Linked DNA regions of Homo sapiens: regions 2, 3, 4, 5 and 6 are each linked to region 1. The links are chromatin loops, found by intact Hi-C in ENCODE. Cell type or tissue: sigmoid colon. All regions are shown on one strand.

Evidence for each region. A loop is a pair of places that touch in the nucleus more often than their neighbours do. Peaks named below come from ENCODE experiments on the same cell type or tissue, not always from the same donor. Only the 100,000 strongest peaks of a DNase experiment are listed, where the experiment ranks them.
Region 2: a loop joins it to region 1, with 8 times the contacts of the local background. A loop is called at or near these places in 45 of 110 quality-filtered maps.
Region 3: a loop joins it to region 1, with 2.4 times the contacts of the local background. A loop is called at or near these places in 20 of 110 quality-filtered maps.
Region 4: a loop joins it to region 1, with 8 times the contacts of the local background. A loop is called at or near these places in 108 of 110 quality-filtered maps.
Region 5: it touches region 1 in a loop (3-fold over the local background); 11 of 110 quality-filtered maps call a loop at or near these places.
Region 6: it touches region 1 in a loop (2.7-fold over the local background); 2 of 110 quality-filtered maps call a loop at or near these places.

The regions. Positions count from the first base shown.
Region 1 is chr12:14,843,677-14,847,676 of GRCh38, reverse strand. No RefSeq gene overlaps it. Among named protein-coding and RNA genes, the nearest start is that of ART4, 2.2 kb to the right of the region's middle. In sigmoid colon, CTCF peaks have their summits at 2,040 and 2,249 (motif pointing left); a DNase peak (open chromatin) is centred at 2,186.
Region 2 is chr12:15,267,275-15,271,274 of GRCh38, reverse strand. It overlaps LOC105369673 (a long non-coding RNA gene), which reads left to right. Exons shown (of 3, transcript XR_007063224.1): 3 at 2,133-2,336. Among named protein-coding and RNA genes, the nearest start is that of RERG, 48 kb to the right of the region's middle. In sigmoid colon, CTCF peaks have their summits at 1,918 and 2,118 (motif pointing right); a DNase peak (open chromatin) is centred at 2,184.
Region 3 is chr12:15,143,442-15,147,441 of GRCh38, reverse strand. All of the region lies in intron 2 of RERG (RAS like estrogen regulated growth inhibitor), which reads left to right. Among named protein-coding and RNA genes, the nearest start is that of RERG-AS1, 6.5 kb to the left of the region's middle. In sigmoid colon, no CTCF peak of the experiment used is centred here; no DNase peak of the experiment used is centred here; H3K27ac peaks cover 368 bases.
Region 4 is chr12:14,994,148-14,998,147 of GRCh38, reverse strand. No RefSeq gene overlaps it. Among named protein-coding and RNA genes, the nearest start is that of LINC01489, 5.7 kb to the left of the region's middle. In sigmoid colon, a CTCF peak has its summit at 2,115 (motif pointing right); no DNase peak of the experiment used is centred here; H3K27ac peaks cover 237 bases.
Region 5 is chr12:15,521,251-15,525,250 of GRCh38, reverse strand. PTPRO (protein tyrosine phosphatase receptor type O) reads right to left here. Exons shown (of 27, transcript NM_030667.3): 11 at 286-437. Among named protein-coding and RNA genes, the nearest start is that of PTPRO, 200 kb to the right of the region's middle. In sigmoid colon, a CTCF peak has its summit at 2,473 (motif pointing right); no DNase peak of the experiment used is centred here.
Region 6 is chr12:15,588,845-15,592,844 of GRCh38, reverse strand. It overlaps PTPRO (protein tyrosine phosphatase receptor type O), which reads right to left. Exons shown (of 27, transcript NM_030667.3): 25 at 3,255-3,390. Among named protein-coding and RNA genes, the nearest start is that of EPS8, 200 kb to the left of the region's middle. RefSeq lists enhancers at 2,236-2,295, 2,576-2,625. In sigmoid colon, a CTCF peak has its summit at 2,336 (motif pointing left); DNase peaks (open chromatin) are centred at 2,304 and 2,534; H3K4me3 peaks cover 762 bases; H3K27ac peaks cover 330 bases.

The DNA of each region.
Region 1 (4,000 bases):
ATCTTCTGCTGCCCATTGTGTCCCCAGGATTTGGATAGACTCAGGCATAGTCCTTGGGCAAATGTCTTTTCTGTGAGCCTGGGCCTCAGAACCTCCTATGCACCACTAGGAATTCTGCTCTATCTCTCCCAGAATAAATGGCCTTCTTGGGGATGGTACCCAAGCTACTGAAATTTGGAAGCATTTATTCATTCACTCATTCATTCAACAAACACTTACAGAATGTTAGCCGTTGTGAGAGCACATGCAGCAGAAGTTGCTCTGTCAACAATGTTGAGGAAATTCACAGAGGAGTGTTGGGGATGACGATAAGGAAAACAAAGCTCTTTCCTGACACTAAGATCCTATGCTTTTAAAGAAAAAGGTGAGAAAAAGAAAGGGTAAATAACATAATCTGATGATCAACATATAACCAAGCAACCAGATACTATAATAAAGCAATTGCTTTAATAACTATTATTGCAAAAGGTATTGAAACAATAGATGCAAATGTCTCCTGAGAATGGTAAAACTTCTCCCTGTGATTTCCCTGCCAGAACTGCATAATCTGAATCTAATTACCAGGAAATAATGTGCAAGCCCCAGTTGACAGACATTCCACAAAATAACTGGCCAATGCTTCTCAAACCTGCCAAGGTCAAAAGGCACAATAAACACTGAGGAAGTATTGCAGCTTAAAGAGACTACAGAGACTTGACAACTAAGTGCAAATTGTGATCCTGGGACGAGACATAAAGGACATTATAGGAACAGTTAATAAATTTGACTATGAACTATGGATTAGATAACGATATTATATAAATGATATTTGTAATTAACTGTGGTTATATAAGAGAATGTCCCTGTTTTATGAAATAAATGCTGAGGTATTTAAGGGTAAAAGAGCATGATATTTGCAATTTATTCTCAAGTTGTTTAAAAAAAGAGAGAATGATAGAGCAATTGGGGTAAAATATTAACAACTGATTAATTTGGAGAGTGTATCGAAATTCCTTCTACTCTTGCACCTTTTGTGTAAGCATGAAATGTTATCTAAATAAAAAGTTATAAAAATGTGAAATAACTGAGGGAGCTTTGCTCACTTCTGTAAGAGTGTTAAGAGTTAAGAAGGAACTGATAAGTTAAAACGTAGATAACTCAAACCCATTCTGCCTACCAAATTATGGGGTCACTATCAAACAACTTTCCTGTGACTAACAAGTACTTCTGGCAATAAAACACTCCTATTAAATTTAGACACAGATCTGAAGGAGTTCAACAAGATCCAAACAGGAACTACTAAAGGTCATTGCCAAACCTCAAGGACGGTAACAGAAGATAAGTTTCCTCCCTGGGAAAGGCCCTCTAGTGAGTACTGCAACCCATTCTCTGAAAGAAGGTTTAGAATAGTCTAGAATATCTAGAATTTATTCCAGAAAATAGATCTGGAAAATTAGCGAAACCTCTTCTTAAACAGCTGCTTAAAAAAAAAAATAAAGTTAACTTTCACTGTGTTGGACACCCTATGAGTTGTTGGTCTTTCATTTCATTGTCAACAGAACCCTGCAAGACTGGTGTTACCATGTCTACTTTTACATATGAAGAAAATGCAACTGAGAATTAGTGTAATTTGTTCCAACTCACAAAGGTAGGAAGTGATGGAAGTAAAATTCCAACACAAGGTCTGTGCTACTTCAAAACTTATATCCCAACCCATCAAGACAGCACAAATAGGCTGCATTTTGAAGAACTGGGTATCATTAAATGATAACTGAATGCACCCCAAACTCTAAATTAACTAATATTAAATTATTACATGAGAATCTTAATAAGATAGCCCTTAAGGCAAAAGATGACTTTTTATTGACTCCAAACAATCAGAAAACTTAACTTTTCATTTTAATTCAAATATGTTCACATATACACCAGAACTTGAGCTTTTCCCTACCCCAGTTGTTTTCACTGATGGTTCTCTCTCTCTGTCTCTCTCTTTCTCTCTCTCTCCCCACCTTCTCTCTCTCTCCCTACCTTCTCTCTCTCCCCTCCCCTCCCCACTCTCTCGCTCCCCTTCTCTTTTGCTCTCCCCCTCACTCTCTCTCCCTCTCTCCCTCTATCTTTCTCCCTCTCTCTCTCTCTTTCTATCCCCCTTCCTGCTCCCTGCCCCATTCCCTTTTCTGTTCTCCCTCTTTTAGACTGAGTGGTATAAAATGTTACAAAGTTTTCTGCTGCCCTCCAGTGGTCTTATCCTGGAAGTGGCAGTCACGATAGGAAAAATAGCAAAACCTTTATAGAAGATAATAATAAAATGACACACTCTTTTAGAGTGTTTTAAGATCGTGGGCTTCAGGAGACAGAAAAGCACCTGTGATTACTAAAAAGTTATTAAACTTCACAGGGCCTCAACAACCACATTTATAAAGGAAAGGTTAAAATATCTCTTCATGGTCGTCCCATGGGTTGAGATAACATGCAAAAAGGTCTTGAAGTACAGTACTTGCTCAATAAAAGAAAAGTTTCACCTTATTTAAGCCTGACAACTTTCTATAAGGTTAAGGAAACTGAGGCTAAGCACAAATTACTTATTTTTTAAAGTTACCTCAGCCAGCATTGTGGGTAGAACTCAAACTATAATTCAAATTTTCATATTCTAAGTCTAGTTCTCTTCATGACATCTCAATATTCCAAAGTAACAGTTGCTAATAAGGAACCTTAAGAATTGTTAAAGTCTTAAAGGGATATTTTCACACACTGCTAGTGGTTGCCATTAAATCTGAAAAATATGCATTCCATGGATCAGTAGTCACATCTCTAGAACTGCATCTTAAAAATTGTGAGAAACACACAAAAATTTATGTAGTTGAAAACAAGCTAAATATAAGATATTTATTAAATAAACTTTGGTGCAAATAATAATAATTGGTTTTATTTGTTGGAAAATTTCTAGGTGCCAGATGCTATTCTAAGGAGTATGAATGTATCAACACTAAAATGAAGTTGGTACTATTATTATCTCCATTCAACACATGAGGAAACAGAGAGACAGAGAGGTTAAGTAGCTTGTCCAAGATCACACATTTAGGAAGAAGGAGCACCAGGAATTGAACTGAGATGTCTTATTCAAGAGTCCATGTTCTAGTCACTTATCAATCTTCTTCTGAGACTGTCCATGGATCCACCCATGCTGTCCCATTGTGTGGCAGCACCTATGTAATGGAATATAGTGAACCTTTGTTTAAAAAATGTTTCAATAGGTATTAAATTATATAGGGACATGCTTACATTAAAATATTAAGGGGAATAAACAGTATGCAAAACTGCATACTATATTATTTCAGTTCTAGAAACCTGTGTGTGTGTATGTCTAAGGGTGTATAAATCAAAATCCAGACCTAATTAGTGGCTGTCTCCAAGTGACGGGTTATGTGTCATTTTTTTCTCCTTTGTGCTTTCTAAATATTCTGAATATTTGTTAATGAGACAGAACTGCTGTGATCATCAGAAAATTTAGATTAAAAAAATTCAGGGTGCCAAAAAATTCTAGAATACTTAAGAACAGCACTTAGTTTACCTTAAAAGTTAAAAATTGAATCCAGAAGTAAATATTTGCAAGAAAAACAATTATCAAGGATTGCTAACTTTTAGTTTCTTAAATAATGAATCCAGAAGTATAAATACAAAATATTTGCAAGAAAATATAATTATATCAAGGGTTGGGAGGAGAAGAAGGATGTTTAGACTAGAAAGGGTAGTACCTACCTAAAAGAGAGTGCTTAATAGAACTGTGCTGGATTAAGTTTGCACAGTGGACCCTATTTTAACTTATGTCAGCTCTACATAAGCAGTCTCCTGACAGTCGTCATTAGGATTCACTGGAGACTGGAACTGTGCGGACAGAGGGCCTGTCTTCAGAAGAGAAAATGGGGGAAGAGCTTTGAACCCAGAGGTACAATCTCTGGATTGGAGAGTTTCAAAGGTGCCAGGGAAAAGCAGTACAAAGAGCCTTCTTTTTGACAATAACTCT
Region 2 (4,000 bases), 420 kb before region 1:
CTGGTATTGCTATCAAAAGACTGGATTGTTTATTCCTTGCCTGACTTTTGCAGCCTAATTTAAATACTTAATATAAACAATATTGACAGCTAATGGAATGCAATTTCAACAGTTTCTATCATTCTTTAGTAGAAGGGTGTAGGAATGAATTAATTTCCTATCACTGCCACAACGCATTACCACACATCTAGTGGCAAAGAAACAACACAGATGTATTAACTTGCAGTTCTCTAGATTAGGAGTTTGACATGGGTCTCACTGGGTGATATGGTTTGGATCTGTGTCCTCATCAATATCTCATGTTCGATTGCAATCTCCAGTGTTGGAGGTGGAGCCTGGTGGGAGGTGATTGGATCATGGGGGCAGTTTCTCATGAATGGGTTGGTACCATCCCCTCCATGAACCTCCCTGCAACTCTCTTCCTCCTGCTCTAGCCATGTGAGACATGCCTGCTTCCCCTTCGCCTTCCACCATCATTGTTAGTTTCCTGAGACCTCCCCAGAAGTGGAGCAGATGCTGTTACGCTTCCTGTACAGCCTGCAGAAACATGAGCCACTTAAACCTCTTGTTTTCATAAATTACCTAGTCTCAGGCATTTCTTTATAGCAGTGCAATAACGGACTAACATATTGGGCTAAAATCAAAGTGCCCTCAGGGCAGTGTTTCTTTCTGAGAATTATTAGGAAGAATCTGTTTTCTGGCCTTTTCCAGTTTTTAGAGGCTGCCCTCTTCACTCCTGGCCCTCTTTCTCCATCTGCAAAGCCAGCAAAGTCAGGCTGAGCTTCTTCTCATGCTACCACCTCTGGTGCTCTCTCCTGATTCTCTCTTCCACTTTTAAAGATCCTCATGATTACATTGGGCCCACCTCAATAAGCCAGGCTAAACTTTCTATTTTAAGGTCAGCTGATTAGCAACTATAATTTTATCAGCAACCTTAGCCTGACTTTGCTATGTGATATAGCATATTCACACATTCTAGGGGTTAGAATGAGGAAACAAAACATCATAGGTGTTTTTACATTCTGTATTTGCATGAGCTTCAAATACATGAAAATTATGCAGATCAGCTTCTTTATTGTGAATCTAGTTAATATTGTTTACATTTTTAAAAGACTAGTATATAAGATTCCTTAAAATGGTACATTTGATATCAGGTATCCTGGGATCAAATAAAATATTTCTATTATTTTTTATTCATTATTATTTCTATTATTCTACTACTATTATTATTACCTATTATTTCTACCTCAACTCATCCAGTATTAATTATCTTTTAAAAAAATTATAATTTCTTTTAATGAGTTGAACATTGTGATTCATTAATGATATGTTTATTTAACAGTAGGACATGTTTGTGGAAGATGATGTTTGTGTATGTAGTACTTGAATAAATTTTCTCACATGACACATAACATTTGATAAATTAGGAAATAGAATACAGTAGAAAAGATGACTAAATGATGTTATTTTGTAAAAATCGTAGACTTGACCGTTTTCTTTTATAAGCGTCTAATCATTCTCATGCAAAAGAAGAGAAATTCCATTATCCTATCTCTTATTCTAGCTAGAAAGTATACAACAGTGTGACTTCCAGCATAAAACAGATGAAGAAAATAATTGTTGACCAAATACACAAAGATGAAAGGAACATTAAATCTATAAAATCAATTTATTTGTACATTATGCTCAATATTCTTTTTTGCTCATCTATTTAATTCCATATGTATTCATTGAACACAAGGCAAGGCCCTCTTTAGTAATGAGGCACTATTGAGAAAACAGCTCCCAGGCAATAAAAGAGGTGGACATATATAAATGATGCTGATATGAACCAGCTGTGATAAATAGTATGACAGAAGTGGAAATCTTACTAGTGCACAAGCTGCATGAAGGCAGAGGTTTTACTAAACCCAAAGCTAAGAAATATACTCAATGATATGAATAGAATGTGCTATGGGAATATAAACAAGAAAACACAAAATGCCATGAGACAGCAGAGAGAAAAAAGGCTTAGACACCACGATTTTGGAAAGTTTCACACATTCAGAATTTAAGAAAAAATTGAGAATTGAAATGGGTTTCATGCTCCACCCTTGACTTCTAAAAATGTTATTATCCCTCTCTGACACTAGGTGGCACTACAGATGCAGGCATGGGCAGAAACACGTGAAAGATTTGTGCCTACCTACTTATGATGGGATTCTTCTGCCTCCTGCTGCACTTTGCCTGGGGTAGCCAGACTACAGGAAGACAAATGCTGAAAGGAATAATATCAGTGGGGATTTTGTTCAGGAACAGGAATTCTATCCCAAACTTGGATTTTAATCAATATTCCTTTGATTAAAGGTACAATTTTTAAATTAAAAATTTTCAAGACTTTAAGTTTGAATTATAAATCTTATTTTATTTTTACATTTAGTAACTTTGAAAAAATGCTTTTCTGAATTTGATATGTGAGATCAAATTCTTTTTCAAACAACACCATTTTATGTATTTAATAAAATTGCCTTGGATATGTTAAACTACAATGACAACTTTAATACATCTGTATTATCTCAAATGTTTAATTGACTAAGATATATACAGATTTTATTTTAAACACTCAAATACAGATCTAACAACATCTTGCTAAGTACTGAAATTGTAGAAATTGTAAATCAAGTAAATCAGACTTACAAACATAGTAGATCAAATTCTTCTAAGCATTTCCCAATGGCTTGAGGCCCAGACCACACACACAACACATCATGATTCCCTCCCTACTAACTAGACTAAACTGGAAATGATGCTATAGGCTCTTTTGTATGGTCACATTTTTTGTTTCCAGTGAACAGGGGCTTTCTAAAACTCAGTCTTTTCCTCTGAAATTAACTGCTTAATTTTATGTTTGCAATGCTGTGCCTTTCTCCTAGGTAACCTGTCCCTGACATTCAAAGGGGATTTTCCCAGCACTTTGGGAGGCCGAGGCGGGCGGATTGCCTGAGCTCAGGAGTTCGAGCCCAGCCTGGGCAACATGGTGATACTAAAATACAAAAAAAACCCAAAAAATTAGCAGGGTGTGGCACCTGTAATCCCAGCTACTCGGGAGGCTGAGGTAGGAGAATTGCTTGAACCCAGGAGGCGGAGATTGCGGTGAGCCGAGATCATGCCACTGCACTCCAGCCTGGGTGACATAGCAAGACTCTATCTCCATTAAAAAAAAAAAAAGGAGGGGGGTGATTTTCAGGTCCTGGTGCTTATAATCCCTTTTCTATAATTATTGTGTTATCTCTTCATATAGGCCTAGTGTGTGGTGATGGAATTTAGAACTCCTTCCTTAGGTTGGTTACATCCCTTTTTACTTTCATTGTATATGTGCCTCACTCATCCACACTTTACGGACGTTTAATTAATACAAGCCTATAACTTCCCTTTTATCCTAGAGCAAGGGAAGCAAAACTGTGTCTCAAATAGACTTCCCAGCACTGGACACCAGAGTCAAGAGGCACAGGTTTGAGCCTTTGATCAAAATGGTGCCAGACATCCAAGTCTCAGCAGTTGATCCTGAAATATGGTGAACTCTTCCAGCTTTGAACTCACTTCTGCTTTCACATGTTGTCTGCCCACCATGACCAAAAGTATCAGACATTTTTGTCTGGTACCAACAGCATCAGAGACTATCAGAGATCATATTCACTCAACCCTGTAATTCTACACAGAAGGGATCTGTGGTTTCTCTGTTGACCTGGTGGGCAGTGGTGGAGTTAGGACTAGAACTCAAGTATTATTTTCTTTCTCTGCAACTCCACTTGTATGAGATGCTGGTTTATAGGGACAACTTTTGTCTTATGTAGTTATAGAATATTAAAGAGTCATTTTGTCTAATCCACTTATTACGTAAAAGAAGAATCAATTGCCCCAAGAAGAATCAATTGGCATAGCTAGTGACCTTAGGGAATGACTTGATTTTGTGAGCTTTAATGATAGCTGCTATTTATTGAAAAAGTACCATGTACTAGAA
Region 3 (4,000 bases), 300 kb before region 1:
CTTTATTCAGATTGTTTTGTACTGAATTAAGTAAAAATTTTTCCCCCAAATACCCATCTCATTTGGCTTGTAAAGACTGTTTTAGTGAAAGAATGTTACAAAATGTTTTTTTGCTGAAAGCAAATTTTACAACAGAAATGATGTTCATTTGCAAACCTGGATTTTAATCATTTAGATTTCTAATATTAATGTAAGGTCATATAATTCTGCAAACCAAGGCCAAGGAGTCTTTCTGGTCACCAGTATAATTATCAGTTTCATCCAATGTTTACTAGGGGTTGGTGAATTCATTTTGTTAAAATGAGATCTGGCATGAACCTTTACTCCAGGCTTAACTGAAATAAACATAGCCTTAAATTTTTTTTTTTTTTTTTGGCTTCACTGAATTAGATTTAGAAGCTGGACACAATCAAAAGCTTTAGAATGTCAAAGAGAAGGCGTTTTTGAAGGAGATGTAGGCTTTCCTTTTAAGAATATTTGAATAAAACCTAAATAAAAATGAAACCAAAGAGAGGGATTGTTAATGTAATATTTCCAAGTTGATGTGCTTAAGGCTAATCTGCATGCGTTTGTACTGCTCTCCAATCCAATGCAAAGGCCAAATCGCTGAAAGTAAACAGGACTTGGGAAGCTGCCTGCTCAGGAATTCAAAGACTAGCTTTCATTCTGCGCTTAACTCACAGTTGTCAGTTTAGATGGGTCCCATGCTCTGTGCCTGGGAGAGAGTGATTCACTTTACATGCTTTGGTTCTAATGCAAATGCAAAGAGTCATATTGCACCTTACACTATAGTACAGTAAATTGAATAGCCTGACCTTTCAAATTGACAGTCCCAGATTTGATTTCCAATAGGGCAGCATGACTAGCTGTGAGAGCATAGGTTAGCTACTCAAGCCATGTAAACCTCAGTTTCCTCATCTGTGAAAAGGGAATAAAATACCGACCTTATTTTGCAAGGACATTGTATGGAAAGAATGTATAGAGTGACTATGTAATTTATCATGCAAATCAGAAGTTTTGAGAGTGAAAAGGGCATTATTAAAAATTATGCTGGGATGATGTCTGTAAAATATGGCTATCCCAGACCAGCCAGGAATATAATATAAAATAACATAATACAGTATTACTATAAATTATTACATTAAATGTAAAATACATATCATGTTTACCATAAGATAAGGAGCCTGGCATATTGTAGCACTTGGTTTCAGTTCCTTCATTTTTTATTTTGAAACATTTAAAGTTTATTTATCACTTTTGTGTATTATGGCATTTGATAATCACAACAGTCTTGTAAGGCATTTCATTTTATCAAGTGTTAAGACTCAAAAAGCGTTACTACTTTTCTTGAGATTCTAAAGAGAATAACAGAGCTAGGAGAAATCTAGTTTTATCTTTCCAAGCATAGTGTTTTGCTTTTCCCTGTACCACACATTTCTCCCAAAGGGCTTGTAAACACATTATCTATGCAATTATGGGTTCATGTGTCTGGTGCAAATTTCTCAATCAACCACCGTAGGCATGGAAAGCAACTGTAACTGTACTTTTTCTTAAAATGAACTAATTTCTATCTTAATTTTTATTCTGTGTTCTGATATGAAAGTTGAAATAGTCCATTTTACGTGAATTCAGCCTAAAACTTCAGATTTTTGTTAGTGGGTTTACGGCCAATTCAGCCACCGTGGGGTTCTGCTGTTGCTTCTTTACTCCCTGGTGTGAAATCTAAGATACAAGGGCTTACGCCTAGCACTGGAAGTCTTCATCATTTGGTCAGGCACAGCTGCCCCTCTGTGCTGCCATCCACTGAGGCACCTGAGCACACCTGCTGTTGAAATCCCCTTGTCAGATTGCAGCACGTGCACAGGTCCCGTGACTGATGGCACACCTGCGACACTCTCAGAGCCAGGGAGCTAGCATCGGACACACCCCGGGCCCCATTTGCAGAGTGGCTCTGCCACCCTGTTTGAGATCCATCTGCCTGGCCATCCCATGAGTGGTCCTTATTGTTCCTCCTTAATCAAAGGGGATTTGGTGAGATCTCTCATGGCCCTGACAGGCTGTGAAGGAGAAGTTCCCCTTGTTCCAACTTCTTCACAGCTAACCAGGGATTGCTCTGTCTCTCTCTTCTTCTTTAATTCCAGGTCACTGGCTCAGCCTAAGAGGGAGGGGGTATAAGTCCACACCAAAATTTATCTCCCTTGCTTTTCTAACTGTCCTCTCTTCCTAGTCCAGAAAGAGTGTTTATCTCAGGCCTCTGAGAATGGGGTTGTTTGGGAACTGGGGGAGCAGAGGGTTCTTGTTAGACTCCAATTGTTAATGCCAAGACATTGGTCTGTTAAAACGTAGGAATGGCTATCTGTGATTTCTCTTTGCATCTGTGCTCTGGTTTACCTTCCCTGTGGGGAGTGGAGATCAAGGTCTAATAGAAAGAGAAGGAATGGAAAAAAGAAAAGAAAATTTTTCTGTTAAAAAAGACTTAAGTAAATGCTTCTCCACATTATTGCTCCCACTCATTTCACAACCTTCTGTCATTTTGTTCTAGTTCTGTTTCTCACAGCATTGTGCATGTAAACCATATTTGGTACACTACTAAATAGTAGCTGGATATATCATTAGATTTGTGTGATTCACAGTGTTATCTTCAGACCAAATGATGACTGATAAATGTTCATAATGGGCCTGTCTCCATGAATTGTATGTGATTCAGAACCATTTGATAATAGCTTGAAAGCCTAGATTGACTCTCTGCATTGCCACCCCTCCCTATTCTCTTAAGCCCACTCCATTCACGCTGTCATCCACACCACTCGGCCACCAATTTCACACTGCCAAATCCAGTTCCCAGTTCTCATCGTGTTTATTTGCAACATTTGAAACAAGTGATCAATCCCTTTTCCATGAAAAACCTTCTTTGCACAGTTTCCAGAATTCTAAACTTTCCTGGTTTTCCTCCTACTTCAACTTTCCAATTACCGTCCCTCATTTTTACCTCATCAGCCCAACTGTTTAAAGTGCCTCAGAGTTCAGGGTACTCCTATAGCTATGCTGCCTTCAAGTGACCTCATCCAATCTTGTGGCTTTAAATAGCATCTTTATACTGACAAATTTGCAAATTTGTATCTCTTTCCTGAATTTCTGCCCTCAACACCAGACTCTTGCACTCCATGGTCACTGAGCATCTCCATTGCATGTTTAAAAGATATTACCAAGTTATCTTGCACAAAACTGGCTTTCAATCCCTACCCTCCAACCTGCTTTTCCTGCAGTCTTTCTTTATCTCAGGAAATGGAACTTCATTCTTCCAATTTCTTGGCCCACAAACCTTGGAGTCATCCTTCACTCCTCTTTTCCTCTCATACTCCACACCCTTCTTCACCTCCTCACTCACCTCTTCTTCTTCCACTTGCCCTACTTTGTGCTCTCCATTCCAGCCACACTGGTGGCCTCCTGTTCCTTAAACAGGCCAAGTGCATGCCTGCCTCAGAACCTCTACACTTGCCCTTTCTTCTGCCTGGAACATTCTGTCCCCAGATACATGGATGGCTCACTTCGTCACCTGCTTTGGGTCTTTGCCTAGATGACATCTTGTTAGTGAAACCTTCTTTGGTCACCTTCCTTAAAATAAGATACCAATCAAATCCCTCCAACTCCTCTTTCTTCTCCCTGCTTTACTTTTCTTCATAGCACTTACCACCATATAACATACTATTTATTTATTTGGTTTTTGTTTTAGTATCTGTTTGCCTGTACTAAAATCTAAGGACCATGAAGCTTGAGGGAAGAGATTTCATCTGTTTACATCTCTAGGACCTACAGGAGCCTGCCACATTGTAGCTGCTCAATCAATATTGAACAAAATGAATGAACTCAGGGCCAGTAGTTACTCAACAACCAGCTCATTGCCATGCACATAGTAGGTATTAGTTAATATTTGTTTCATGAATGAATACAATGGCTTAAATCTATGAGCAGTTGTCTTGAACTCTAAAACTCACAGAAA
Region 4 (4,000 bases), 150 kb before region 1:
ATTATAAACAATTCCAGAAAGAAAAACACAAATACGATCCAGAAAAGAGCGTGTCTAGGATGACATTGCTATTCTACAAGCTTGGAAAAAAACAATCCAGAGTAGGCCAGTGAGACAGAGGCTCTAATAGGGATGTCTCCCCAAGAACAGTTGGGGGATTTGGTGCAATAGACCAAATAATTGTAAAAGTTGAAAAACTTGAAAATATGATAAAGGCATATTATTCTTTTGGTAAAAGATTTTTAAAAGAATCAAAAAAATCAGGAAGGAATAAAACAACAAATTTGACAAGACTTTATATAATTGATGAGGTGTAAGGAAAAATATTTCATTTGATCTTGGTATTGAAAAGATGTTCCACTGAGTAGCCCGAAAGTGCAGATATTGAATGAATAGAGAAGGGTCCTGCTTTATTTAAAAAAAAAAAAGAATGCATACATCATAACAATGTAACTGCTATTGATTAGTTTTGCTTTTATTATAGAATCTAACTATAGGAAAACCATGGGAGGTTTATGTATGGCTAGTGTACAGAATGTTAGTACCAATAACCTGGAGAAGGTGGAAGAAAAGTGATTGACAGAATGGGGAGTATAGAGGTTTAGAATGAGGAAAGTTAGAAAGAAGGGTTAGGGGTAAAGGCACTCATCCTAAATAAGCAAAGATTCAGGATAATGGAAGAAGAAAAATCAGCTAAAATTATAACCCATAGGAGATCTAAAAGTAAAAATAAATAAGTATCAAATTTAGGAAATGAGAATATATAGGGAAAGTAGCCAGGGAATAAGTTAATATCTCATCTTTTATATTAAGATATAAATATTGTTTAAATAAAGGCATAAGCCTATTATTTAAATTTATAGTGGTAACTATGAGAGGGTTAAAAATAGAAACAGAGTTGCCCTCAGGAGGTGGAGAGAATAGTAAAGGTATAATGGAGACTTTTGCTGTTTATAAGCTCTTCTTTAGTTTTATTAAGAAAGTATTTTTACACTGCCTTTGAAACACTAATTTTGTTATAAAATAATTACTAAGAACCATCCCTCATCCCATTTCTGAGTCTCATCCTATTCTCACTCCAAATCTTATGTCTGTCCAATCTATGTCTTACCCCTTCTTACTCCATTACTGAGCTCAAAAGGAAAGCATAGCTGATGTATCACAATGGCCCATCAAATTGACCAACTCATTTTATTTCATGGGTGACCAGTCATTTTATCCTCTCAGCCTCAAGTGTTTTTTTCTTTTATAAAATCAGGGCATATGGTGAATAATATAAAGTCTTTTCTAGTTTTAATATTTTTTAAGAATATACGTGCACCTCTTGGGGAGAATGTAAATTATCACAACCATGTGGAAAACAATATGGCGGTTTCACAAAAAGTTACAAAGAGAACACCATATGATTCAGCAATTCCACTTCTGGGTATATATCAAAGGATATGAAATCAGTATGTCAAAGAAGTATCTGCACTCCCATGCTCATTGCAGCATTATTCACAATAGCCAAGATATAGAATCAACCTAAGCAACCATCAATGGATGAATGGGTGAAGAAAATATGCTATATATACATAATGGAATACTATGCAGCCTTAAAAAAGAAGGAAATCCTATCATTTGCAACCACATGGATGAACTTAAAGGACATTATGTTAAGTGAAGTAAGCCAGGCACGGGAGGACAAATACTACATGATCTCACCTCACCTATACATGAAGTGCGAAAAAACTGAACGCATGAAAACAGAGAATAAAATGATGTTTTCTGAAAACCAGGGGATGGGAAGAATTGGGGAGATGTTGGTCAAAGGACACAAAATTTCAGGTGGACATGATAAATCAGTTTAAGAGATCTATGGTAAATCACGATGACTTCAATTAATAACAATATATTGTATGTTTGAAAATTGCTTTCAGAGTAGATTTTCAGTCTTCACCACAAAAAATAAGTATGTGAGGTAATGTATAATTAAGTTACTTGATTTGGCTGTTCCACAATGTACACATATATCAAAACATCACATTGTACACCAAAAATATGTACAATTTCTGCTTGTCAATTTAAAAAACAATGTGTACACTTACTTTTACCTGTTTTTGTCAGCACTAGAATATGAAGCTAAATATCCACAAGATGGCAGTCTAAGCCCAGTTCTAAGAAGAATCCATTTTGTTGTTTTTTTTTTTTTTTTAATTCTCCTAGTCTTGCTGGTAGAAATTATTACACAGCATAAAGAACTAAGAGAAATATTTTCAGGAAAATTTGAGTAAAGCCATAAGCAACACTCAAGAAACCAGGCTTACTTCCTCACCTCCAACCTTTAAGCAGTAGCTAAGCCTCTCCTATAGCATATGAATTGCCTTGCCACAAGTCACAGCAACCAAGATTTTTGCACACTTTCAAAATAACAGTCACAAAACCTTATTTCTGGGGTTTGGACCTCCATCCAAAGTATTGGTGAAAGCTATATCTTATGGACCCTCCCAGTTGGGGTGAGCAGGTTTTAAGTGACAAATCCACTCCAGCCTTCCCATCTCCCTAAGCCTTTGAATCCCTTCCTCTATGGTAAACCAAGGAAGAGCATCTCCAGCTCCCTCACAGTGGGCCACCTTTTTATCCGTGTTTCAACCAACCAACCAAACAGATTGTTAGCGCCTTTCCTAACTCCCCAAGCTGCAACATTAAATGCAGAATCTCTGCTTAGTGGGCCCAAGTCAATAAATTCAGCTAGATCCAACTTTATGTTCTTTCTACCATTATCCCACACCCATAATATCCATTCCACACGTGTTCCCTGGATTTCTGCTTGTGTAAATTAGAAAACTCAAGTCTTTCTTTTGGAGTGTAGCATACCTCCTCGTGGATCACACTTTCTATCTCACCTTTAGGGGTCTGCTGGGACTTGAGTCTGGTTATGCGGCTAGAAGCAAAGAGAGGAGGTGAAGGTGGGTCCTGAGGAGAATCAGCCTTGTCTTGCTTGGAAGCTCCCTCAGGGGAGGCCATTACTGTTTATTCAGACAATGAAGGGTTAATCCCCTCAGACACAGGTGGAAAGGCCAATATCACTGGGGGTGGGGCTTGAGATGGGGGTGCTACTGCCACTAGGGATGAGGGTTCATCAGAATTTAGGAGCCCGATGTCTCCAGCCTCATCAGGGTTCTCCCACACATCTCCATCCCAACTTAAAAAAAAAAACAAAAACAGTCTTTCCCAATCAATGTCCTCACTTTAATAGTCGACACCTGAGAGGCTGAGAGTTTGTGTTTATTGTACATCAGACCATTGCATGATGAAGGCTTGTTTGATTTTCAGCAATTTCAACAATTTCCTGTGTTTACAGGAGAGAAGGTTCTTCTTCGGGGCACACTTAGAAGCTCTTAGGCTGTTTATGAGCACCTAGAGCCAAGAATTCAAATCCATGGGCTCATCACTTTCTTCTCTCTTTTTTTGGTATAAATTTAAGGGGTACGAGTGTAGTTTTGTTATATGGATAAATTGCCAAATGGTGAAGTCTGGACTTTTAGAGTAACTGTCATCTGAATAATGTACATTGTACCCACTCAGTAATTTTTTCTCCCTCACCCCTCTTCCACTTTCCTCCCATTTTCTTTCATCACTTTGTCCAGTGGTGTTAGGAACAACCAACTAGCATTATTATATTCCTTGGTTTTTCACAAATGTTTGAAAGTATCAGTCACAGGGTTACCAAGTGTCTTGCTTCATGTATGTGGTGAATTAGGAGTATCAAATATATTTATTTTCTGTACAACAGTTCATGCCATGGACTATCTGTGCTCTCTGTACTGTTAGAAGCAGAGTCTTTAGCATTTTTATATCTAATCAGATTAGACAGCCCATTTCAAAAACCCTAAAACCAGTTAAGAAAATTTATCCTTAAAATTCTGTTTATCAAGAACCACTCCTGGTACCAAAATCTGTATTATTCAGGGTTCTCTAGAGAGACAGAACCAACAGGCTATACAAAAGGGGATATATA
Region 5 (4,000 bases), 680 kb before region 1:
AGTTTTCTTGAAAATGTTTGGCATCCTGAAGAAAAAGCTCAAATCATAATTCTAAATATAAATGAAATCAATAGTTGGAGCTCTTACATCTCACTGTTAAAGATTAAACGGTAAGCTCTATGAAAGGAAGAATTCAATTTTTGTTCACTGTCTTATCTCCAGAGCCTAAAACAGACAACTGGTATGCAAACATTTGACGTGTCAATAAATGATTGCTTAGTGGTTTTCAATAGTTCATAAAACTAAATTTACAGACACACAATGCTGGCATTCAAAGAAACATACACTCTTTTTAATTTTCTTTTTTCCTTCTGCAACCACCATCCAGTGAAGCATTCTAGAATGGGACAAGTCCGTTGTATCATCCCCATATGTCCAACTGATATATAACAGACTGTTGAAATATTCCACAGAAGTGATTTCCGGAGCCACTGGGGCTACAAGGGAGAAACGAGGCACAATTTAGTATAATAGATGGATAAATAAAGTACTTACCAGCAGAGCATGAAATCCCATATAGAGTCAACTTAGCGAATTAGAATTCACAGCACACGATAGTCCCGGTAACTTCAGGACCTCTCAATAACAGTGAAGGATGGTGATACAGGATGGGCACTTGTTTAATGGGATCCCACATCTTGTATATCTAAGATACAAGACCCCCAGACCCATCTGTACCTGAGGATATCAAAGTCTTTTGGATAAATGTCACCATTACAAAATTCCTAAAAAGTTCACTTGTTTGGGTATATTTTTGTTACATCAACCAATTAATATTAATAGGTATCAGTGGAGTTATTAGCCAAGTAGGATTAAAAAACTTAGAGTCCTGCAAACTAAGTCTCTTTCATTTACTTGCAGCAAAGGTGTTTATGGGAATAAAGAACAGTAGGATACAAGGGTAGGAAGATAGAAGATCATAGTACTACAAGCAGGATAGAAGACAAATGTTATTTGCATAAAATAACAAGACATTATTTTTGACAGTGTCTAGCCCAGTGCTTTGCAGAAAACAGGCTCTTAATAAATGTTGCTGAGTGAGTAGTGAGAGAGAGAAAGAAGGGAAGAACAAGTTTTTTTTTTTTTTTTTTTTAGCCACGAAGCTAAATTCTAACACTGAGCTTGCTACTTTATCATCTTATGCATTTAAATTTTTAAAAATTTAAGCAGGGAATGCCTGTAATCCCTGCATTTCGGGAAGCTGAGGTGGGTGGATCGCTTGAGTCCAGTTCAAGACCAGCCTGTGCAACATAGCAAAACCCCATCTCTACAAAAAAATTAGAAGATTCAGCTGGGCATGGTGGCACACCCTGTTGTCCCACCTACTAGGGAGGCTGAGGTGGGAGGACTATTTGAGCCCAGGAGATCCAGGCTGCAGTGAGGCATGAGCCTGCCACTGCATTCCAGCCTGGGTGACAGAGTGAGACCCTGCCTCAAAAAAAAAAATTACTTTTATTTTATTTTATTTTTACTTTTGAGGCAGGATCTCAATCTGTCACGCAAGCTGGAGTGCAGTGGCGCAATCTCAGCTTACTGCAGCCTCGACCTCCCAGGCTCAATCATCCCTCCTGCCTCAGTCTACCAAGTAGCTAGGACTACAGGTACAGGCCTTCATATCCAGCTAATTTTTATATTTTTTGTAGAGACAGGGTCTTTCTATATTGCCTAGACTTGTCTTGAACTCCTGGGCTCAAGCAATCCACCCATCGTGGCTTCCCAAAGTGCTGGGATTTCAGGCGTGAGCTTCCACGCCCAGCCAAAAAACGTAAATAAATAAAATAAAAAATTTGCCAACGAGGGAAGAGAATTCATCACAAGCTTTATACTATATAGGCTCTGAAAACATTTTAATTACCTTTTTAAAGTAACTGCTAACTCTGATTATTTTAAAAAACAAATACACAATTGAATTTAAATTCCAGGTGTATGTTGGTTTGAAGACAGTCGGTGTTCCATTCTGAGATACAGCACAATGTCAACTAAAATCTATGGAAATTTTCTATAAAGAATCATTTCCCCTAATGTGATGCTAATACTTACAACAAACATTCATAACTAGCTATGCTTTCAAAATTATTCACTGAAGAATTTGTAATATATGAAGTAAAAATGCATTTGTTTCATGTGAAATACGAGTAGCACTTATATAGTATGCTTAGCAATAAAATCTTGAAAGATCATCAATGCATCTAACAAGTAACACAAATCTACATCATATTTCAGAATATTCTACTAAAGGAAAATAACCTTGGCTTCCTTATAGCCTCCTAATATATTCCAACATATTTCGTCATATACAAGAACCTATGCATATATTTCTTCAAAGGGTATTTTCTCATGTCCTAATTTTAGTGAGGAAAAGAAACATCTTTAAAATTGCAAACCCAGAAGTATATATCTTTCCTCTCACATGTCAGATTTTTATTTCCATGTTGTTGCTTTAAAACCTAGCATATTGCTGGAAGGCCACAAGATGTCACTATTTGTTTATTAATACTTTGGCCCCTCCGCATAATTACTATGATTGAGGGCTAGCCAACTGAATTGCCTAACAAAGATGGTAGACTTGAGTTCCTAATAAATCACACCTAATTCAAATATTTTGTTCCTATTTTCTTTTACACCACACAATTTGGAAAATTCAAAGCATAGGAAAGTTAAGCATGAGATTCTTATTTGCTTTAAATAAGAAGGTAAAAAAAATCACACACACACGCGTTTTTACTTTATATATTACAAATTCTTCAGTGAATGATTATTTTTGAAAGCATACCTAGTTATGAATGTTTGTTATAAGTATTAGCATCACATGAGAACTGTCGGGGGGTGGGGGCAAGGGGAGGGAGAGCATTAGGACAAATACCTAATGTATGCGGGGCTTAAAACCTAGATGACAGGTTGATAGGTGCAGCAAACCACCATGGCACATGTATACCTATGTAACAAACTGCATGTTCTGTACATGTATCCCAGAACTTAAAGTAAAAGTAAAAAAAAAAAAAAGAAGGTTAAAATAAAACCTACTAGAATTTTCAATATGTTTAGAAAATAAGTATAAAAAAGACAATAATCTATTATAATAGTGACTTACATTACATGATTTAATTCTCACACATACTGTGAGGTATTTATTATTATGTATTTATTATTATTATACCCATTTTATAGATGTGAAAATTGAGACCATCTCTGTCAATATGCTGAGACAATACCTGTAGACTGCTGGTTCAGCATCACTTATTTATTTGACCCAGGAAAAGATAGAAAATCATCAACATCAATACATTGGTGACAACAGACTGCTTACCAGGTAAGTAGCTTGTCTATTAACCATAGTTTATTGATCCACACTTGCTATGTCCATTTAAACTGTTATAAACTATGCCCAATCCTAGTCAGTTTTCCATCTTGAAAGGCATACCTTAAACCACTTGAGCCAGGAAGCCAAATCCTATTAATATTTCATTTCTTTTGTTCCCCCTTAAAAGACAGTGCAAAGACTGTCAGGGTGGTGTTCAATATATTAAGTTTTGCTCTACTAATCAGTTGTCTCTAAGTAGGCTTTAGTGCCTATTTAGCTGACATTTTAGGGGGTTCTACCGGTGAGAAAATAGAAGCCCAGAATCGTTAAGATAATTCAAAGTTTGACAGCTGGAATTGAGCAGTCCCAGGTTGAGATGTTACATCTGAGCTTTTTCCAGACAACTGTCCTGGTGAGAAGGAAAGAGCATTCTCAGAAAGTTTACATCAATATAGTTAAATTATAAGAATTATTGATACAGTGAAGTTTACTTATAATTAAATATGTGATTATCATTATAGGCAAAAGACTAACAGCGCTTGCCAAGTAACTGCTATTTTCTCCTTTTTGGGTATTCTTTCAGTTTTCTGCTCTAATATTACTATTAACATCTGGAACAAAAAGTGCTCTGGATATTGGCTAGTAAAGAAAAGAGACATGCTTATGTAAGTTAATTGTGTAAGAATTCACAGATGATTG
Region 6 (4,000 bases), 750 kb before region 1:
TATTCGATAAAAATAGAAGAGAGGAGAACATCATTCATAAGTAGCACTTCACAGTTTCAAATCACTTATCTAGGTTATATTATTTCCCATCATGTCTGCTTTACAAAAATTAGTGAAAGTTATCATTCATATTTTACAGAAGAGAAATGGGAGCCTTGAGAGGTGACATGACTTGTGCAGCAGTAAAGTGGAGATTCAGGCTCCCCTCAGGGTCTGGCATTCTTTCTAAATACGCCTCTACTTGCGTGAAGAAGTCTATGAAGTGTGTCTGGTCAGGTGAGGAAGAGGAAGAGGGCAGGTCACAGTGCAGTCCAGGCAGCATGTTGCACCTGGAGACATGGCTCATCCTATCAGCTACTTCTGCAATTTTTTGGGTGAGGTGGAATGGTGGGGTCAAGGCAATGTAGAGAAGGCTGGAAAATTAGATACCAGTGATGGGAGGAAATATGGTCTATGTGGGTTGATTATATACATAAAAACAGAGCTCAAGTGGAGAACCATTTCATTCTCTTGAAAATCATTAGCGTCAAAGGAGTACTCTAGGATGATACATGTGAAAAGAATAACCTTTTTTTACTTTGTTCTTTCCTTGTTAACTTTTGTGACCTGGCAGCAGAATTTGAATGTGAATGGGCTTAAGGAGAATCTTAGGCAGATCAATCTGTATTCAAAATACGGGATGAACCATGGTAAGCAGAGGAACAAGGAAAAAATAAAGGTAAATGAAGAAGATGTTCTAGACATAAGTTAAAAAAAAAGACACAGATAAATAACTGGAACTGGAAAACATCCACCAGGAAGTCCTGCGGGAATCAAGGGTCAAGCTAGAAAAGTTGGAAAAAGTAAGTAACCCGGGGAACCTCTGCCCCCTTTGCTGACTTTGAACTCCCCATGAGAGTTCAGGGAAGGGATACTGCACTTTATTTTTTATTTAATTATTTCATAATTAATTTTAATTAATTATTTTATGGGGTTTTTTTTTTGAGACGGAGTCTTGCTCTGTCACCAGACTGGGGTGCAGTGGCACGATCTTGGCTCACTGCAAGCTCTGCCTCCCAGGTTCCAGCGATTCTCCTGCCTCAGCCTCCCGAGTAGCTGGGACTACAGGCGTGTGCCACCACGCCCAGCTAATTTTTGTATTTTTAGTAGAGAAGGGGTTTCACTATGTTGGCCAGGATGGGGATACTGTACTTTAAAAAGGCTGTGTCCGCGGAGATATCAACATAAAATGCTGGCATAAACAAATAAAACAACCAAAATTTAGGGTAAAACATTTAGGGAGAAAACAAAACGTTTTCTTGGCTTTGCAGAAAGCGACATGGTGGCTGCTTGATAACCACCCAAAGAAAGATAATGACCCTAAAAATGGGATGGAGGATGTGTCATGTGAAAGAGATTAAGAATCTGTAGTTGGAGAAAAGTCAAAAGCAAACAGGCCATAATTAAAATCTACTAAGTTTTTTTTGTTTTTTTTGAGATGGAGTCTCACTCTGTCGCCCAGGCTGGAGTGCAGTGGCACCATGTCAGCTCATTGCAACCTCCGTCTCCTGGGTTCAAGCAACTCTCTTGCCTCAGCCTCCCGAGTAGCTGGGATTACAGGTGCCCATCACCAGGCCAGGCTAATTTTTTAATATTTTTAGTAGAAACGGGGTTTCACCATGTTGGCCAGGCTGGTCTCCAACTTCTGACCTCAGGTGATCCGCACGCCTCAGCCTCCTAAAGTGCTGGGATTACAGCTGTGAGCCACTACGCCAGGCCCCAAAATCTATGAAGTTGTAAAAGGTATGAATTAAGTAAATTGAGGAGACAATTCATTAAATGCAAAATACTTAAAATAAGGTGTGGCTCTTTGAAGCTTGGTGATTCATATACATAACGTGGATTTTTAATCACATATCAAGGTGCAAATTTATGGAAGTAAAAGCCAAAAATATGGACCGATTAATAAAGCACTGTTTACTCACCAGACAGTGGACTCCTCTGGGAAACCAGACATTTTAAACTTATGATTAAAAAGTGATACTGATGTCCCCACCACACTAAATTACTAGGCAGCATGATTGAAACCAAGTGAGGAAACCAATTGGACTTGCTTCCTAATTATCAATGAGAGGTCTGAATATTAACGAGGATAACTCTTTCCCAAGTGGTATGATCCTGCTGTAGTTCAGAAATGAATGTATTGAAACAGCCTTGCCAAAAATTGGTCAGACAAGAATGGGGAGGTAGGAGGAAAGAAAAGTAAAAGGAGTGGGAAAGCAGAAACAGCTGAGACGGCCGCCATTACTCTAGGCTTTTGAAGTGATACTGACATCTAGTGGTGCTGGGTAGGAAAAGCATGAGGAAGACCAAAGCATTTTAAAAATACCCTGATTACAGGTCGGGCCAGGTTGTGTTCTACCCAAGCGCTCCACCCACACATACTCTTTGAGAAAAAGGATTATTGTAAGACCGAAGCTAAGAAGTCGCGAGTATGGCTGGGTGATGAGGCTTATGAACAAGCTGTTGTACTTGGGTTTTTGCGCCCACAAGGGTACACACCCACGGCTGCTCTGAGGCAGGCGGTGCTGTCTGCCGGCGTTGCCTTGGGTTGTCGCTCCAGACTAAGTGCATCCTCAGGCTTTCAGGGAGGGAGGACTCGGGAGAAGAGGAGGAAGACGGAGCACGTAACACTGTTGGATATTTCAGGGGATGCTTCCATGTTGTTAAAATAATAAATCTTCATCATTGAGATGAAGGGAACTGGCAATGCTGGTAGGTTGGGGACTGGGAATCTTTAAAATCATAAAAGGGACAGAAAGCTCAAATCCAACTTCTAATCATCATCAAAAGTGAATTGGGATAGAGTCACACGGAGGATAAACTAATGACAAATGTATTGAATCAAATCCAACATTTCAAATATAAATCAAATTTCACCAGTTCAACAGTCTCTATTTGGTGGCATTTACCCAGGATGGCTGTTATCTGCAATTGACTCTGAGTCTGTTCAAAGAGGTTTTACTCTTACGAATCTACCCATGCACTCTGAATTATGATGCCAATAAAAGTATAATCACTATATGTCGAATGGATTTCTGGAGGCTAGTGTCTATTTCTTTTATGCCTCAAAGCAGTTTGAACATATACAATAAGAAAATGGGAAAGAAAGATACAAAGAAGTTTGAGAGAATTGTTTTGAAGCATATCATTGAATAATGGTAAGTTTTTCAGTCCAGGGAAAATTTAAAAATACATATAGATTATGTTCCTACCTCTGTCTGTACCATAGACATCCGGTATGACCTCATTTCTGACACCAGCCCTAAGATGTCAACAAACTCATGATCCCGAATGTGCTGCAAGAGCCTGTCCAGGGCAATGAATGTTCCTGTCCGTCCCACGCCAGCACTGCAAAAGAATGTTCCGATGGCATATTATTCAGATGGTGCTTCTTTTTTTTCTCCCCCCTCTTTTTTTTTTTTTCTTTGAGATGGAGTCTTGCTCTGTTGCCCAGGCTGGAGTGCAATGGCATGATCTCGGCTCACTGCAACCTCTGCCTCTCGGCTTCAAGTGATTCTCCTGCCTCACCCTCCTGAGTAGCTGGGATTACAGGTATGTGCCACCATTCCTGGCTAATTTTTGTATTTTTAGTAGAGATGGAGTTTTGCCATGTTGGCCAGGCTGGTCTTGAACTTCTGACCTCAGGTGATCTTCCCACCTCGGCCTCCTGAAGTGCTGGGATTAGAGGCGTGAGCCACCTCGGCCAGCCCAGATGGTGCTACTTTACTGTTGAAATAAAACTGATGATTTCTAAAAAACTACAAATAGTACCCTTGTGGAAAAACGCAGACTAAGCTCCTGACAATATTTTCCACTTAACTGATTTTTAAGTATGGAGTTGTGGTTGGTGTTCCTTCTAATGTCACATTTCTGACTATCATGGCTACGTTCCTGAGAGACATTTGCACTGCATTGGCCACACCCTTTATCGGGGTCTCTGCTTCTGCAGAAAAGTAGG